Linked DNA regions of Homo sapiens: region 2 is linked to region 1. A link is an interaction called in ENCODE POLR2A ChIA-PET data of the cell type or tissue named here. Cell type or tissue: HepG2. All regions are shown on one strand.

What was found. ChIA-PET counts read pairs that join two places held together with the same protein. Peaks named below come from ENCODE experiments on the same cell type or tissue, not always from the same donor. Only the 100,000 strongest peaks of a DNase experiment are listed, where the experiment ranks them.
Region 2: POLR2A ChIA-PET joins it to region 1 with 5 read pairs; 3 of 35 experiments call an interaction of 5 or more read pairs at or near these places.

What each region holds. Positions count from the first base shown.
Region 1 is chrX:119,881,645-119,889,644 of GRCh38, reverse strand. No RefSeq gene overlaps it. Among named protein-coding and RNA genes, the nearest start is that of AKAP14, 10 kb to the left of the region's middle. In HepG2, a CTCF peak has its summit at 1,835 (motif pointing right); DNase peaks (open chromatin) are centred at 1,814 and 3,544; H3K4me3 peaks cover 1,397 bases.
Region 2 is chrX:119,489,245-119,497,244 of GRCh38, reverse strand. No RefSeq gene overlaps it. Among named protein-coding and RNA genes, the nearest start is that of SLC25A5-AS1, 24 kb to the right of the region's middle. In HepG2, a CTCF peak has its summit at 1,439; a DNase peak (open chromatin) is centred at 1,364; H3K4me3 peaks cover 383 bases.

The DNA of each region.
Region 1 (8,000 bases):
AGAGGCCACTGGTGAGAAGAACATGGTGGTGAGGACCTGATGTGGGAAGGGGAGTGGGATTCTTTCTTTTTTCTTTTTTCGTTTTTTTGTTTTGTTTTGTTTTGTTTGAGATGGAGTTTCACTCTGTCACCCAGGCTGGAGTGCAGCGGCGCCATCTCGGCTCACTGCAACCTCCTCCTCCCGGGTTCAAGCAATTCTCCTGCCTCAGCCTCCCTAATAGCTAAGATCACAGGTACACGCCACCAAGCTCAGCTAATTTTTTGTATTTTTAGTAGAGACGGGGTTTCACCATGTTGGCCAGGCTGGTCTCGAACTCGTGACCTCAGGTGATCCTCCCGCCTCGGCCTTCCAAAGTGCTGGGATTACAGGTGTGAGCCACCACGCCCGGCCTTATTTTAATTTTATTTTGAGATGGAATTTCAATCTTATTGCCTCAGCCTCTTGAGTGGCTGGGATTATAGGCGCCCGCCACCATGCCCAGCTAATTATTGTATTTTTTTGTGGGGACGGGTTTTTGCTATGTTTCCCAGGCTGGTCTTGAACTCCTGAGTTCAAGGGATCCGCCAGCCTCAGCCTTCCAAAGTGCCGGGATTACAGGTGCGAGCTACCACGCAGGGCCAGGATTTGTTTTTTTCCCCTTTGTTTTGTTTACATTTTTCTTTTGGTGGGGGGAGGGGAGAGATAGGGTCTCACTCTGTCACCCAGGCTGGAGTGCAGTGGTGCGATTACGGTTCACTGCAGCTTCCACCTCCTGGACTCAACTGATCCTCCCGCCTCAGCCTCCCAAGTAGCAGAGACCACAAGCACACACCACTAAGGTCAGCTAATTTTTTGTAGAGACTAGGTCTCACTATGTTACCCAGGCTGGTCTCAAACTCCTGACCTCAAGCGATCCTCCTGCCTCAGCCTCCCAAAGTGCTAGGATTACAGGCGTAAGCCACCCCAACGGGCTGGGAGTAGGATTCCTTATTGCCTGCCCAGAGGAGACAAATGCAGGCAAAATACTTTCGTGGAGGGAACCTGGAGAGATTTCCCAGCAGATTAGAAAGGCTCCTTCTTTGAAGCAGAAGCTTAAATTCTGTGGCCAGAACTTTACTTCTTACCCCCAGCCAAGCCCCTTACTGAAACGCACAAATTTTGGCTTCCAGGGCTCTCTAGGTTGAGAGGCCTTTTGAATCCTCATGCAGCGCCGAGGACAAGTTCTTCCAAACTACTCCCTGCTCGGATGCTAGTGCAGGTATGAGTGGAGAAAAATGGCTTGGAAGCAGAGATGGAGGGGAGAGCTGGGAGGAGCAGGTGGGGCAGAGCGGGAGGAGCTGGCTAGAGCCTTGCCAAGCTCAGCCCCTCCCTCTTCGGGAAGAAAATAGACTTGGCTGCTTGGGAAGCCATAACTCCCACCCGACTCCCCACCCCCGCGCCGCACCCCCGCCATGGGCCTCTGGAAGCATCGGGACTATGGGGGGCAGGGAGGCTGCGCCGGCTGCCCACTGGCGCGTGGTCCAGCGATGCGCCCGCGTTCTTCTGAAAGAACGTGGAGACTGCACCAATACGCGCCGCCCCAGTAACAAAAATTAGCCGGGCGTGGCGGCGCGCTCCTGTGGTCTCAGCTACTTGGGAGGCTGAGATGGAAGATCACTTGAGCCCGGGAGGTCGAGGCTGCAGTAGCCATGATCGCACCACTGCATTACAGCCTGGGCGACAGAGCCAGAGCCTGATACAGGCCTGGCCAAGTGGAGTGCGTCCTGTCAGCTCCCCAGGAGCCGATGGGCGGGGTCGGTCGCAAGTACACTGCCCTACTGTCCTGGGCTTTCCGAGGCTGCCGGGAGCTAGACAGACCGCCAGGGGGCGAGAGGGCCAGCGCCTCCCTTGTCCTGAATGTGGGGAGTGGAGGGGAGGGGGAAATTTGTATCAAGGATGTTGTGCTCACTAGAGAGAACTGCTTTGGAGAGTCTTGCAGATCCACACACTTTTTTTTTTTTTTTAGTCGGAGTCTCACTGTGTCGCCCAGGCTGGAGTGCAGTGGTGCGATCTCGGCTCACTGCAACCTCTGCCTCCCGGGTTCAAGCGATTCTCTTGTCTCAGCCTCCCAAGTAGCTGGGATTACAGGTGTGTGCAACCGCACCCAGCTAATTTTTGTATTTTCAGTAGAGACGGGATTTCACCATGTTGGCCAGATTGGTCTCGAACTCCTGACCACAAGTGATCCGCCCGCCCCAGCCTCCCAAACTGCTGGGATTACAGGCATGAGCCATCGCGCCTGGCCTACACTCTCTTAGCTGCTGCTGCTGCTTTTTTTTTTTTTTTTTTCTTTTGAGACAGAGTCTTGCTCTTGTCGCCTAGGCTGGAGTGCAATGGCACGATCCTGGCTCACTGCAACCTCCCCCTCCCGGATTCAAGCGATTCTCCTGCTTCAGCCTCCTGAGTAGCTGGGATTACAGGCATGCACCACCACACCCTGCTAATTTTTGTATTTTTAGTAGACACAGGGTTTCACCATGTTGGTCAGGCTGGTCTCGAACTCCTGTCCTCAAGTGTTCTGCCCACCTTAGCTTCCCAAAGTGCTGGGATTACAGGCGTGAGCCACCGCGCCTGGCCTAGGTTCTTCCTGAACTGAAGAAAATCCAGGGAGATGCCCTAGATAGGGGTAGTCTACATCACAGCACAAGGAAGAGAGGACAGAGCTCTCTCTTGGGACTCCACACCCTGGGCCTTGAATTATACTCTTTTCCACCTATGCCTCATTTTCATTCCCTCTCAGTTTCTTCCCTCTCCTCCCCTTATACTCTCATGCTCACCCTTTCAACCCTACCCTTACTTATTTTTTCCCCTTCTTTCTCTTATCCTACCAATCCCTAGCAAGGCTGATGCCTCTTAGCCACAAGCCTAGGCTTAAAGCTGACATTCTCTGCTTGTCGAATGAACCCAGTCGGCCACCACGTATCTTTTAAGTGACTGTAAAGTGCGCAGGTGGCAGGAATTGTGAGAAGTAAAACTGGCTTAAGACAAGGTTCCCACCCTCGATGCACTTACAATATAGTTGGGAAGACAAAGTGTGTTCACATGAAAAAATAACTAGCAAGTAAGTCAAAGCAGGGGACAATGAAATGCTTTCTTACCCAAAACATGAGGCATGTTGGATTTGGGCAGGTTCTGTTACCAGTAGAGGGTCTTTACTGCAAGTTGTCCAGGTTCTTGGCGTTTTGAACAAAGAATTGGACAAAACGCACAGCAAAGACAGGAAAGAAAGAAGCAAGCATGCACAGATTTATTGAAAGTGAAAGTATACTCCACAGTGTGAGAACGGGCGGAGCAGTGGCTCAAGGGCCCTGATACACAATCTTCTGGGGTCCAAATACCCGCTAGAGGTTTACCATTGGCCACTTGGTGTTCACCCCATGTTCATGAAGTTGCAGCCCACAATCAGAGGCTGAAATGAAGTTACAAAGGTCACACTCCTATGCAAACATCTTATTGGTTGTGGAAAGCAGCCAATCAGAGGCTAGAGTGAAAGTTGCCCTTCTATACAAACGAAGACTTGGCCCCCAATCCGTATGATTGGTTAGGATAGCAACCAATCAGAGGTTGAAGTGAAGTTACAAAGTTACACTCCTATGCAAACGTCTGATTGGTTGCAAAAAGCGACCAATCAGAGGTACTTTCAATTTGCCATCTGCTTTTTTTCCAACCAATCAGAGGTACTTTCAATTTCCCATCTGCCACACAGAAAGGTGGGGATTTGCAAGGGGAGCAACCTCTGGTTCTTTTGTTACGTAGGCGTGGAAAGGTAGGGCTTTCCTTTCAATTTAGTTCTAGGAAGTCAGCATGAAATGGCCTTAGGTTCCCTGCTTCCAGACTCTATTCTCCTGCCTCAGTTCTAAGCAAGTGACTTTGCTTCATGTCTCAAAGGCCACCAGACTGCCCTAGGAAGAAAGAGGGAGGAGGTGGTAGGAACCCAGGGCCTTTCCCAAGCAGAAGCCCATCCTCTAACAGTAAAGGCCACAGACCTGAGTACTGTGGTAGTCAGGCCCAGGTGGGTAGGTCCTTGAGAGTCATGATGTCACGAAAACCTCTCAGAATATCCTGGCCATCCTTGAGCATGAGTGCCTCATTGAATAGTGCCTTCCTCAGAACAAAAGTACTATGGCAAAGCTGTTCCTGATGGCTGGATTTTTAAATATATATATATATATACTTTAAGTTCTAGGGTACATGTGCACAACGTGCAGGTTTGTTACGTATATGTACATGTGCCATGTTGGTGTGCTGCACCCATTAACTTGTCATTTACATTAGGTATATCTCCTAATGCTATCCCTCCCCCCTCCCCCCACCCCACGAGAGGCCCCAGTGTGTGATGTTCCCTACCCTGTGTCCAAGTGATCTCATTGTCCAATTCCCACCTATGAGTGAGAACATGCGATGTTTGGTTTTCTGTCCTTGCAATAGTTTGCTGAGAATGATGGTTTCCAGCTTCATCCATGTCCCTACAAAGGACATGAACTCATCCTTTTTTATGGCTGCACAGTATTCCATGGTGTATATGTGCCACATTTTCTTAATCCAGTCTATCATTGATGGACATTTGGGTTGGTTCCAAGTCTTTGCTATTGTGAATAGTGCCGCAATAAACATACGTGTGCATGTGTCTTTATAGCAGCATGATTTATAATCCAATGGCTGGATTTTTGATAGTGATGTCTTGATGTTCAGATCCACGGTCATAACTAGAGTGGGCTGCTCTTGTAGGCACTGTATGAAAACTCCAGAGTTTCCCTAGAGACCAGACCAACCCCACCCCAAATACTAAGTTCTTAGAGGTAAGAGAGAAGAACAAGCTTCTGGTAGCCGGGGTGACTTCTGGCCTCTAGAAATGAAGCGTATTAGGCTTAGAGGGAAAATCTGTCTGCTGAATGAAACACTCCCCAGCAACATGGCAGGTGGTACAGAGCAGATAGGCACAGTATACCAAAGAAACTGTGTTTTTTTGTTTGGTTGGGGTTTTTTTGGTGGTGGTGTTTTGTTTTGTTTTTTGAGACGGAGTCTCACTCTTGTTGCCCAGGCTGGAGTGCAATGGCACAATCTCAGCTCACCGCAACCTCCGCCTCCCAGGTTCAAGCAATTCTCCTGTCTCAGCCTCCCGAGTAGCTGGGATTACAGGCATGCACCACCACACCCGGCTAATTTTGTATTTTTAGTAGAGACGGGGTTTCTCCATGTTAGTCAGGCTGGTCTCAAACTCCTGACCTCAGGTGATCTGCCTGCCTCGGCCTCCCAAAGTGCTGGGATTACAGGCATGAGCTGCCACGCCCAGCCACCAAAGAAACTCTTAACCACGTGGAAAATATCTTTGTTTTCTTGGGGCAGTAATGCTCAGTGTTCCCAGTGTTTTCCCTACCTTCTTTCTGTTGCCTTTGGGATTAGTTTTTTGGGGTCATAATTAAAATTGCATGGTTGTTTATAAGTTTTATTGCCTGATCACTCTCCAGCCCAAATATAATAATTGGTCTCTCCATGTTTGCTCGAACTGAGGAAGGCACCTACGAAGAACCAAAACAATGGATGATACCAAATGTGTTCAAACGAATAAAGCAACAGTTACTTGAGTTTATACAAGTAATATCTGCTGGGTCATTTTCTCAGTGGTTCCCTGTAAAGAACAATTATGTGTCTAATGGTGAATCAAGATTTGTGGAAATCCTAAAAGCAATTATTTGGATTTTTGTTGCAGAAGAGTCTTTGGGGTTGGAGGAAGGAGTATTACAGACAATAGCATAAGACATATAGGGTACAGAAATATGCCAAAAAAACTTAACAATTAAAGATTATGCAAACGTAACACAGGATTTATTCTTTATAGGAATTTCTTTCTCTCTGCCTTTTATCAAAACTGCATCAAAATGTGACAATTGGCCATGTGTGGTGGCTCACGTCTGTAACCCTAGCACTTTGGGAGGCCGAGATGGGTTGATCACTTAAGGTCAGGAGTTCAAGATCAGCCTGGCCAACATGGTGAAACCCCGTCTCTACTAAAAATACAAAATTAGCCAGGCATGGTGGGGGGGCGCCTGTAATCCCAACTACTCGGAGGCTGAGGCAGGAGAACCACTTGAACCCAGGAGGCAGAAGTTGCAGTGAGCCAAGCACTCCACCACTCATGCCATTGCACTCCAGCCTGGGTGACAGAGTGAGATTCCATCTCAAAAAAAAAAAAAAATTCTAGAGTATTCAAACCTCAAAGATAAAATATTTGGTCAGGAGGGTATGGATGAGGTGACAGAGGGAGCATTACACAAGCACACACAGACCCAAACCAGTAAGCTGAATGACAGTCTCTTTTGATATCTAAAATCCAAATCTATACACTTGGTATAGAAAAAAAAAAAAACCCTAAAATTGTACCATGTGCCTTGTTTCCCACAGAAGTACAGGAGAATAATTTCTCAGTTCACAGAAGTATCAGAGTGATATGGACTCTTGAAAACCAACTGATGTTTAACTCTCATCCTCCATCCCTTACCCTCAACCAGAAGCTTCTTGGTGAGAATGGCCAGCTTCAGTCCTATCCATTCAGCACCTTCCCTTAGAGCAGAGCAAGCAGCAAGAGCTGAGAGGGGTAACCAGGCACTCGGTTCTCACAGTGGCATGAAACTGCGTTTTTAGCTCTGCTTTCAGAAAACAGCTTCCAAACAATTAGTGTCTTCATCAAAGTTCCTACCGTCTGTTGTCCTTGCAGTGCTCTGAGATTCCCTAGCTGTGACCACTCTAACAGGGGACCAAAGACCTGGCCTGAGGGTCCTCCCAACATCACTTTTGTGTAAGTGCCTGAGGGATTTGGGGGTTGGCTGGAGAGCTGTTAAAGGGGTGCTCAAAATGCAGCAATGGTCCATTCCACATGCACGAGGCTGTACACTTAGAAACTACTTCACATACATGATTTCGTGAGATCTTCTCAGCTACCCAGGGACGTATGCAGGGCACATACTGTCCTCACTTGAGAGATGGGAGAACTGAAGCTAAGATCAGTGATGTGACCTACCAAAGGCCACACAACCCACAGGTGGTGCAGCTTCCTGATGTGAAGTTACTCCCAACTTTCTGTGTCTCCACATCTTACATCATCTATTTGGAAAAGAAACATGTTGTTCTGTGCCTTCTCAAGCTGAGGCACATCACTGAGAGTACATTGGGAGGCTGGGCACGGTGGCTTATGCCTGTAATCCCAGCACTTTGGGAGGCCAAGGCAGGTGGATCACCTGAAGTCAGGAGTTCGAGACCAGCCTGGCCAACATGGTGACACACCGTCTCTACTAAAAATACAAAAAATTAACTGGGTGTAGTGCACATGCCTGTAATCCCAGCTATTCGGGAGGCTGAGGCAGGAGAACTGGCTGAACCCCGGGGGTGGAGGTTGCAGTGAGCTGAAATTGCGCCACTGCACTCCAGCCCGAGCAACAAGAGCAAAACTCCGCCTCAAAACAAAAAAAAAGAAAGAAAGAAGAGTACATTAGGATACTTCCTTGGAAAAACAAACGCCTCCAGGGAAGGGATATGCTTCAAGTTTACAGATGAGCCAACAGAGATCTGAATGAAAAAAAGAACCAGGAGAGGGAGGGAGAAGGGAAATTGCTCCCATACATTTCTGAATAATTAGGACTTTTTAAAACTTTTTTCTCTCTTTAACGCTTTTTTTTTTTTTTTTTTTTTGAGAGGGAGTCTCACTCTGTCACCCAGGCTGGAGTGCAGTGGCGCCATCTCGGTTCACTGCAACCTCTGCCTCCTGGGTTCAAGTGAGTCTTGTGCTGCAGCTTTTCTAGTAGCTGGGATTATAGGTGCCCACCACAACACCCAGCAATTTTTGTATTTTTATTTATTTGTTTGTTTTTGAGACAGAGTCGCCCTCTGTCACCCAGGATGGAGTTCAGTGGCTTGATCTCGGCTCACTGCAACCTTCACCTCCCGGCTTCAAGTGATTCTCCTGCCTCAGCCTCCCAAGTAGCCGG
Region 2 (8,000 bases), 390 kb after region 1:
TCCTGCCTCAGCTCCCCGAGTAGCTGGGATTACAGGTGTGTGCCACCACACCCAGCTAATTTCTGTATTTTTAGTAGAGACAGGGTTTTGCCATGTTGCCCAGGCTGGTCTCGAACTCCTGGCCTCAAGTGATCTGCCCACTTCGGCTTCCCAAAGTGCTGGGATTACAGGTGTGAGCCACCGCGCCCGGCCGAGATGGAGCTTTCTCTCGGAAGTGTTTCCAGATTCCCCAAATGTCAGTTAGTTAAACATTCTTCCTTCTTTGCTCCCAAATCTCAGTCTGCTGACCCCTCTTAACACTCTTGTCACACTATATTGTAATTCTTACTTCTCTGCCTCCTTCACTGGGATATAAGCTCCATAAGGGTAGGATTTTTTCTCTCTTCTTCTCTGCTGTGTATCCCTTGCTCCTAGTACAGTGCCTGGCCCACAATATCTGTTCAGCAAATGTCAAGTCAATAAATAGTTTGGTCTTATGTTACAGCTTGTTTTAATTCCACTTTATTAAACTAATAAACTAATTCCATTTATATATGTGTGACTGGCTTCTCTGGCAGAGGACAAAGTCCTTAAGGGAAAGGACTATGCTTAAGTCAACTTTGCATCCTCTTCCCCTCCCCTTGGTACTTGGTACAGGACCTTGTTCATAACAGACACTCAACAAATGTTCACTGAATGAGTCTGTATGTGTATATTGGTTGTTAAGGGTACACTTTTTTTTTTTCCTTTCCATAGAACTGCACAAAACTGTTTGTGAGCAAGATCTGAGAAGCAAGCGATGTGCTTTTTGAACGCCTGCTGTTCTGGCACACCTGGGCCCAACCCTGACTGAGCCCGAGGCACAGGAAGGAAATGCAGTTGCAATGTGATTAGGGTCATGAGGGTTTCTGTAACCGAGGGACGCCAAAACCTGAGTGAGTCTCTGAGGGCGATCAAGGGTTGCCCAGGACCTATCCTGAAGCTCTGAAGCCTTCCTAGATGACAGTCTCTGACTCCTCCTATGGAATCCCTCATAGGAGCCCCTGGCCGGGCTAGATCCCTAGGATAGGTGAGCTGACTTTGGAAGTCTTTCTGGTGCAATGTCACTTGGAAGTCAAGCTGTTTGTGTTGGGATAATGTAGAAAGAAGAAGCCTGAAGAGAAGGCCTAGGAGGGGCTGGGCTGACAATCCAGCCCTTTGAAGAGCAGGGGCTACCTCTGTGGTCTAGGGCACAGCCTGCCAATCTGGCAGGATGACCTCAGATGATGGCCGAGACAACAGCTGGATTCCGGATTGTTGTCTTGCCCTGCAACCCTGGGGCCCCCGTACCCTCAGGCCCATTGCCACAGCAGCACATGCTTCTTTGTGGAGGCTGAGACCTTTGATCAGCTCAGTAGCCACAGCAACTCTTCCTAAAAGGCACTGGCTTGGGAAGCTCTCCTGTGGACTCTTACCAGCCCTCTAGAGGCAGAGTGGGGGCCCCAAGAACAGCATCAGGAAAAAGTCAATGTAGTAAGAACTTTAGATGACACAATCTTGCCTCTATACAGGAATTTTAGCCTAGATACAGGCTATTTTTTAGTTTTTCCTTTCTGTGTAAGAAATGCACCATACAACACAACATTTAGCTTTTTCCCAATAGGAAAAAAAATGCACCAAAGGGCCCAAGATCGGTAAGTGAAAACCTTGAAACTTACAGCCAGGGAATAGAGGGACATGCATCGAACACGGGAACCACTGACATGGACGTTTTTCTTTTTGTTTAAAAAGCATGTATAGGCGGGGTGCAGTGGCTCACGCCTGTAATCCCAGCAATTTAGGGGGCCAAGACAGGTAGATCACCTGAGGTCAGGAGTTTGAGGTCAGCTTGGCCAACATGGTGAAACCCTGTGCCTACTAAAAATGCAAAAATTAGCTGGGCATGGTGGTGGGCACCTGTAGTCCCAGCTACTTGGGGGGTGAGGCAGGAGAATTGCTTGAACCCAGGAGGTAGAGGTTGCAGTGAGCCGAGATCGCGCCATTGCACTCCACCCTGGGCCACAGAGTGAGACTCCGTCTCAAAAATAAAATAAAATAAAAACAATAAATAAATAAATAGCATGTATATTGCACTTACCACATGCCCAGGCACCGTTCTAAATGCATTGCAATCTGTTAACTCACTGAATCCTCATAACAAGTCTTTTAAAGTAGGTACAGTTATCCCCATTTTACGGTGGAAGAAATGGAAGCAGACAGAGGTTAAATAACTTGTCCAAAGTTGTAACCACCCAGTGGGTTCACCTTGCTCACTGCCTAGATAGAGACGATTTATCAAGACAGGGGAATTGCAATGGAGAGTTCGGCCTATGCCCAGGAATGAACAAGGACAGCTTAAAGGTTAGAAGCAAGATGGAATCGGTTAGGTCTGTTTTCTTTCACTATCATAACTTCCTCAGTTATAATTTTGCAAAGGTGGTTTCAAAGTCACACAGGCGATAAATGGCAGAGTCAGGATTCCAGCCCAGGCAGCCTCTGTTTGCTTCGGCACTCTGCCCTGCTGCCTCCTTGAGTTTACAAGCCTCGTGATCATAGAACAGGACAGGGAGTGGCCCTCTTACTCCTCCCTTTTTCTTTCTTCCTTAGGTTCTTTTATATGGATCAAGTGCAGGAGTCCAGCCTGTCCCCTAGCCACATCAGGGAGAAAAAAAATGTGTGTGTGTGTGTGTGTGTGAGAGAGAGAGAGAGAGAGAGAATATGAGAGAATATGAAGGTGGCACTGCTGTCTGGATGCTTCTGGAAAACCCAGCTCTGTCAAGGACTGAGGAATACTGCAGTGGAAACTCCTGCATTTTATTTCCTGAGCCAGAATTCTGAGATGAGTATGCTTAGAGACTCCCCTAAGATGAGCAGCATCAAAGTCTCTTTAACCCTTGCCTCAGGGAACAGTCACCTAACAAAGAGGAGCTGGGGCTAAGCTTCTGTTTTACACTGAACAGAGCAGGGAAGAAAATTCATGCATCAGGGTGCTCTTTAGAGTTCTATTGTGAAGGAGAATAACTTGTTTATATTAGGCAAGGCCCCAGTAGCTTCTTTGTAAATTTCAGTCTGGAGAAAATAAAGCCAGAGCTGCAAGTCCAAACAGGTAAAAAAAAAAAAAAAAAAATTTTTTTTTTTTTTTTGAGACGGAGTCTCACACTCTTGCCTGGGCTGGAGTGCAATGGCGCAATCTCAGCTCACTGTAACCTCTGCCTCCCAGCTTCAAGCGATTCTCCTTGCCTCAGCCTCTCAAGTAGCTGGGATTACAGGCACCCGCCACAACGCCCAGCTAATTTTTTTTGTAATTTTAGTAGAGACGAGGTTTCACCATGTTGGCCAGGCTAGTCTCGAACTCCTGACCTCGTGATCCGCCTGCCTCGGCCTCCCAAAGTGCTGGGATTAGAGGCATGAGCCACCGCGCTTGGCCCCAGGTAAAATTTTGATAAGCTCATGAAAATTTCAACTAGAGAGTTCAGGCACCCATGGCTGGGATGAGGGCAACAAATCTGGAGCAACAAACATGCAACCAACAAGCTTTTTTTGACAGCATACTTTTGTTTGGCACTCCTCTACGCACTGGGATACAAATATGAGTAAGAATGCTACCACCTAAAATAATAGATGCCTGGATAGGCATAGCTTATCTCTGGAAGGTAACACCAGAATGTGGTCATGGAGATTACCTGTGGGTGGCGAGGGAACAGGGGTGGGAGGGAAACTAACTTGTTACTGTAAACCCTTTATACCTTGTCAATTTGGTATCCGAGGATATATTACCAATATATTACCCATTCAAAAGATAAATGTGGTATCAGGGAGACACAAATACGTAAATGTGTAAATAGAGAAGTAAATAGCAGCATCAGCTCACAAAAGCATGTTCACAGTGCTAGAGTTATTGACAACAATGGAGGAACCATGATATAAAGACTGAATTTACTAGCCCAGGCATGATGGCTCACGCCTGTAATCCCAGCACTTTGGAGGCCCAGGCCGGCAGATCGCCTGAGGTCAGGAGTTCGAGACCAGCCTGGCCAACATGGAGAAACCCTGTCTCTACTAAAAATACAAAAATTAGCCGGCCGTGGTAGCTCATGCCTGTAATTCCAGCTACTTGAGGGGCTGAGGTGGGAGGATCACTTGAGCCTGGGCTATCGAGGCTGCAGTGAGTTGAGATTGTGCCACTGCACTCCAGCCTGGGAGACAGGAGTGAGACCCTGTCAAAAAAAAAAAAAGACCAAATTTACCAATTTGGTTTCCTGGCTTAGGACAGAATTGAGGCTTCAGCCATGATAGTGACGTCTAAGAAGTCCCTCTACCTCTAGCCAGAGGTCCTGGCTAGAAGAAAAAAAAAAAAGTATGTTTTCTTGTCTTTTTCCAAACACATCACAAGAGCAATATATAACCTGACAAGAATGCAGGGGCAGGTAAGACCTGCCTAAGGCTGAAGGAGTTTTGTCCTTCCATAGGCATTGGCCTCCTCCTCCCCTCACAGACAAAGGTGACTGTGTCAGTAACAACTATTTACCTTGCAAGCACATACCTGTGCCTAGCCAGACCTACTCCCTTGCATAGAGAAGTGATTCCTGACAGACTCTGCATCCAACTGGTCTTGGGGCAATGCCACCTGCTCACTCTAGCCTAAACCTGCTGAGGAGCTAGCACAATCCTGAGAAAAAGGGTCAAGAAATCACGTTCTGGCCGTTGAGTGGTGGCTCACTCCTGTAATCCCAACACTTTGGGAAACTGAGGCAGGAGGATCACTTGAGGCCAGGAGTTCAACACCGCAGTGAGCTCTGATCACACCACTGCACTCTAGCCTGGGCAACAGTGAGACCCTGTTTCAAAAAAAAAAAAAAAAAGAATAAGAAGTGGATAACTCGATTATCCACAGGTGGATTGTTTTTTTCTGGATTATAGGCTGACAATTTATTATTATTATGTATGTATTTATTTATTTATTGCGAGACAGAGTCTCACTCTGTCACCCAGGCACGATCTTGGCTCACGGCAACCTTTGCCTCCCGGGTTCAAACAATTCTTCTGCCTCAGCCTCCCAAGTAGCTGGGACTACAGGCACCTGCCACAACATTTGGCTAATTTGTGTATTTTTTAGTAGAGACAGGGTTTTGCCATGTTGGCCAGGCTAGTCTCAAACTGCTGACCTCAACTGATCCACCTGCCTCTGCCTCCCAAAGTGGTACGATTACAGATGAGAGCTACCGTGCCGGGCCTATGCTGACAGTTTTTAATCCTGGCCTGATTTTCCCTCATATACCCCTCCCCCAGGCTACCTTTAGACTTCCTTTATCCAAAGCCCAGTGGGTCTACTAGGGAAATAATGTCATGATAACTATGACTGCCACCCTTTATTGAATGCTTCCAGGGGCCAGACATCAGGCTGTGTTATATGTATTAGTCTTCATGCAATCCTCACAGATACCCAATGAGAAAGGTATTCTGGCTATATCTGTGTTTTGCAGATGAAGAAACTCAGGGAGATAAACAGCTAGCAAATGGTGGTGATTGGACTGAAAACCAGACTGTGTGGCTGAGCGCCCATACCACTGGTCTATAAAGGCTCTTAACCACTCTCCTATTCTGCATCCCATAAAGTTAATTTTAATTAGCCCAATCCAGCTCTATTTAGGAAGAGAAATATGCTGCCAAAAATCACTTACAATATCCAAAAGCTAAATATAAAAGGCTTTTCTATTATCACTTGTTTGGGGCTATTTAGGCCAAGGCTTCCTTCCAAGGGCCTGTGTAACCAAGGGTTATATGGAAGCTTAGCATCTGGGCAAACAGGAAATGAGCCCAGCTCTGCTGGCTCTGTCAGCGCCCTAAAAAGATCTACTCACGGGGGAAGTTAAACTTATAGAACCAGGATGGGCCAGGTGCGGTGGCACACACCTGTAATCCCAACACTTTGGGAAGCTGAGGTGGGCAGATCACTTGAGGTCAGGAGTTCGAGACCAGCCTGGCCAACATGGCAAAACCCTGTCTCTACTAAAAATACAAAAATGTAGCTGGGTATGGTTGTGTGTGCCTGTAGTCCCAGCTACTTGGGAGCAGGAGAATCGCTTGAACCCGGGAGGTTGAGGTTGTAGTGAGCTGAGATAGCGCCACTGCACTCTGGCCTGGGTGACAGAGCAAGACTCTGTCTAAACAAACAAACAAACAAAAAAACAAAACCCAGCATGGAAATGAAAACCTTAGACCGGGCTCTGAGATCAGAAATGTCAAGAATAGCCTTCCAGTTTACTGTCCCTGGGGTGGGGAGTTTGGGGGTGGTGGGGGGACAAATGCCCGGGATGAGCATTTTGTAGTTGATAGCTGAGGGTTTTGTGGGCTGGCTTCTGGGTCCCATCGGGTCATGTTCTTGGAATTCTAGACATATGTTCAGGCCCAGAAGAAAGAAACTTCCAGAGTCGCTTATCCCATATTATTGGCTTCTCTGCACCTGCAGAGGGAGATTGGGCCTCATCTTCCTTAGCTTGCTGTCATAGATTTGCCTTCCTCTTCTAAAATGCTGTGGCTGGAGACCAAGAGACTTCTCTAACAATCATCCGAGACACTCTTTCCCTCATATTACTTCTTTGTTTTTACTTTTGTTTTTGAGACCGAGTCTCGCTCTGTCACCCAAGCTGAAGTGCAGTGTCATGATCTCGGCTCACTGCAACCTACACCTCCCGGGTTCAAGCAATTCTCCTGCCTCTGCCTCCCAAGTAGCTGGGATTACAGGCACCTGCCACCATGCCCAGCTAATTTTTGTATTTTTTGTAGAGATGGAGTTTCACCATGTTGGCCAGGCTTGTCTTGAACTCCTGACTTCAGGCGATACGCCAGCCTTGGCCTCCGAAGTGCTGGGATTACAGGCGTGAGCCACCGCACCCAGCCCCTCATATGACTTTTTCACTGACTTCTTAATGCACAGTCGGGGAGCTGAGCAGCTGCCTGTACCTGGCTGGGCTGGGCCTGAAACCACTCAGCCCCATCACAGCAGCCTCCATCCTTGCCGATGCAGACCCATGGGACCAGCCCTGAAGACATCCTGTCTTTCCCTCTTTCTGGAATGCCCTCCCTGCTCCGTTCTCACACCTCCTGCCCCTTCACCTTCAATCAGTCAGGGAAAAACCCACTTTCTACTCACCTGCCACTTGTGTCTTCCAAGGTTTTTCTGTACTCAGTATAGTCAATGGTACCACATTGCTTTATTGTTACTGGAACAATAACATGGATTCCAGCTACCATTTACTGAGCACTACCTGTGAGCCAGGCTCTATCTCATTTATGCAATATCTCACTGAAACCCCACAACCACCCTGTGAGGTGGATACTGTTTTTGCCCTCCCCATTTTACAGATGAGGTAACTGAGGTTCAGGAAGTTCAGCAGCCTGACTTATGACATAGTGCTAAGAAGTGATGGGATCGAGATCTGAACCCAGGTCTCTGTGATCTCTGAACCAATGTGGGCTTGCCTTTTCTCTTCCATCAGATTGGGTTTGGTGAAGGAGTCTTTGATTTCTCCTGGATTTCCACCTCCCCACACCCAATCCTGGGCTCAGCTTGCAGTGGGCACTTGCCCAACTGATCTCAGTTTGCAGGGGTCTTCCTAGCACCATCAGGCCCACTGGGCCTCACACTCTGCTGTTTCCTGGCCCTGTTAGGGAGATGAAAATGGTGAGGTGTCCAGGAGCTAGAAGCAGGAGGAAGTGTCAAGTTTGGCCAATAACCAATGTCCCCTGTAGTCGGGTAAGGGCTCTTTGGCTTCCCAGAGCTCGCCTCATTGCCATATGGCAACACGCACACCTCTGACGTTGCAGCTCCTGCTAATAGGGCAGGGGAAATGGATGGCATTGATATCCTCTTTGTGCTTGTTCAGATAGCTGAAGCACCTATGAGGGGAGATTGCCTTTATTTTTTATTTTTCTGAGATGGAGTCTCGCTGCGACGCCCAGGCTAGAGTGCAATGGAACGATCTCGGCTCACTGCAACCTCC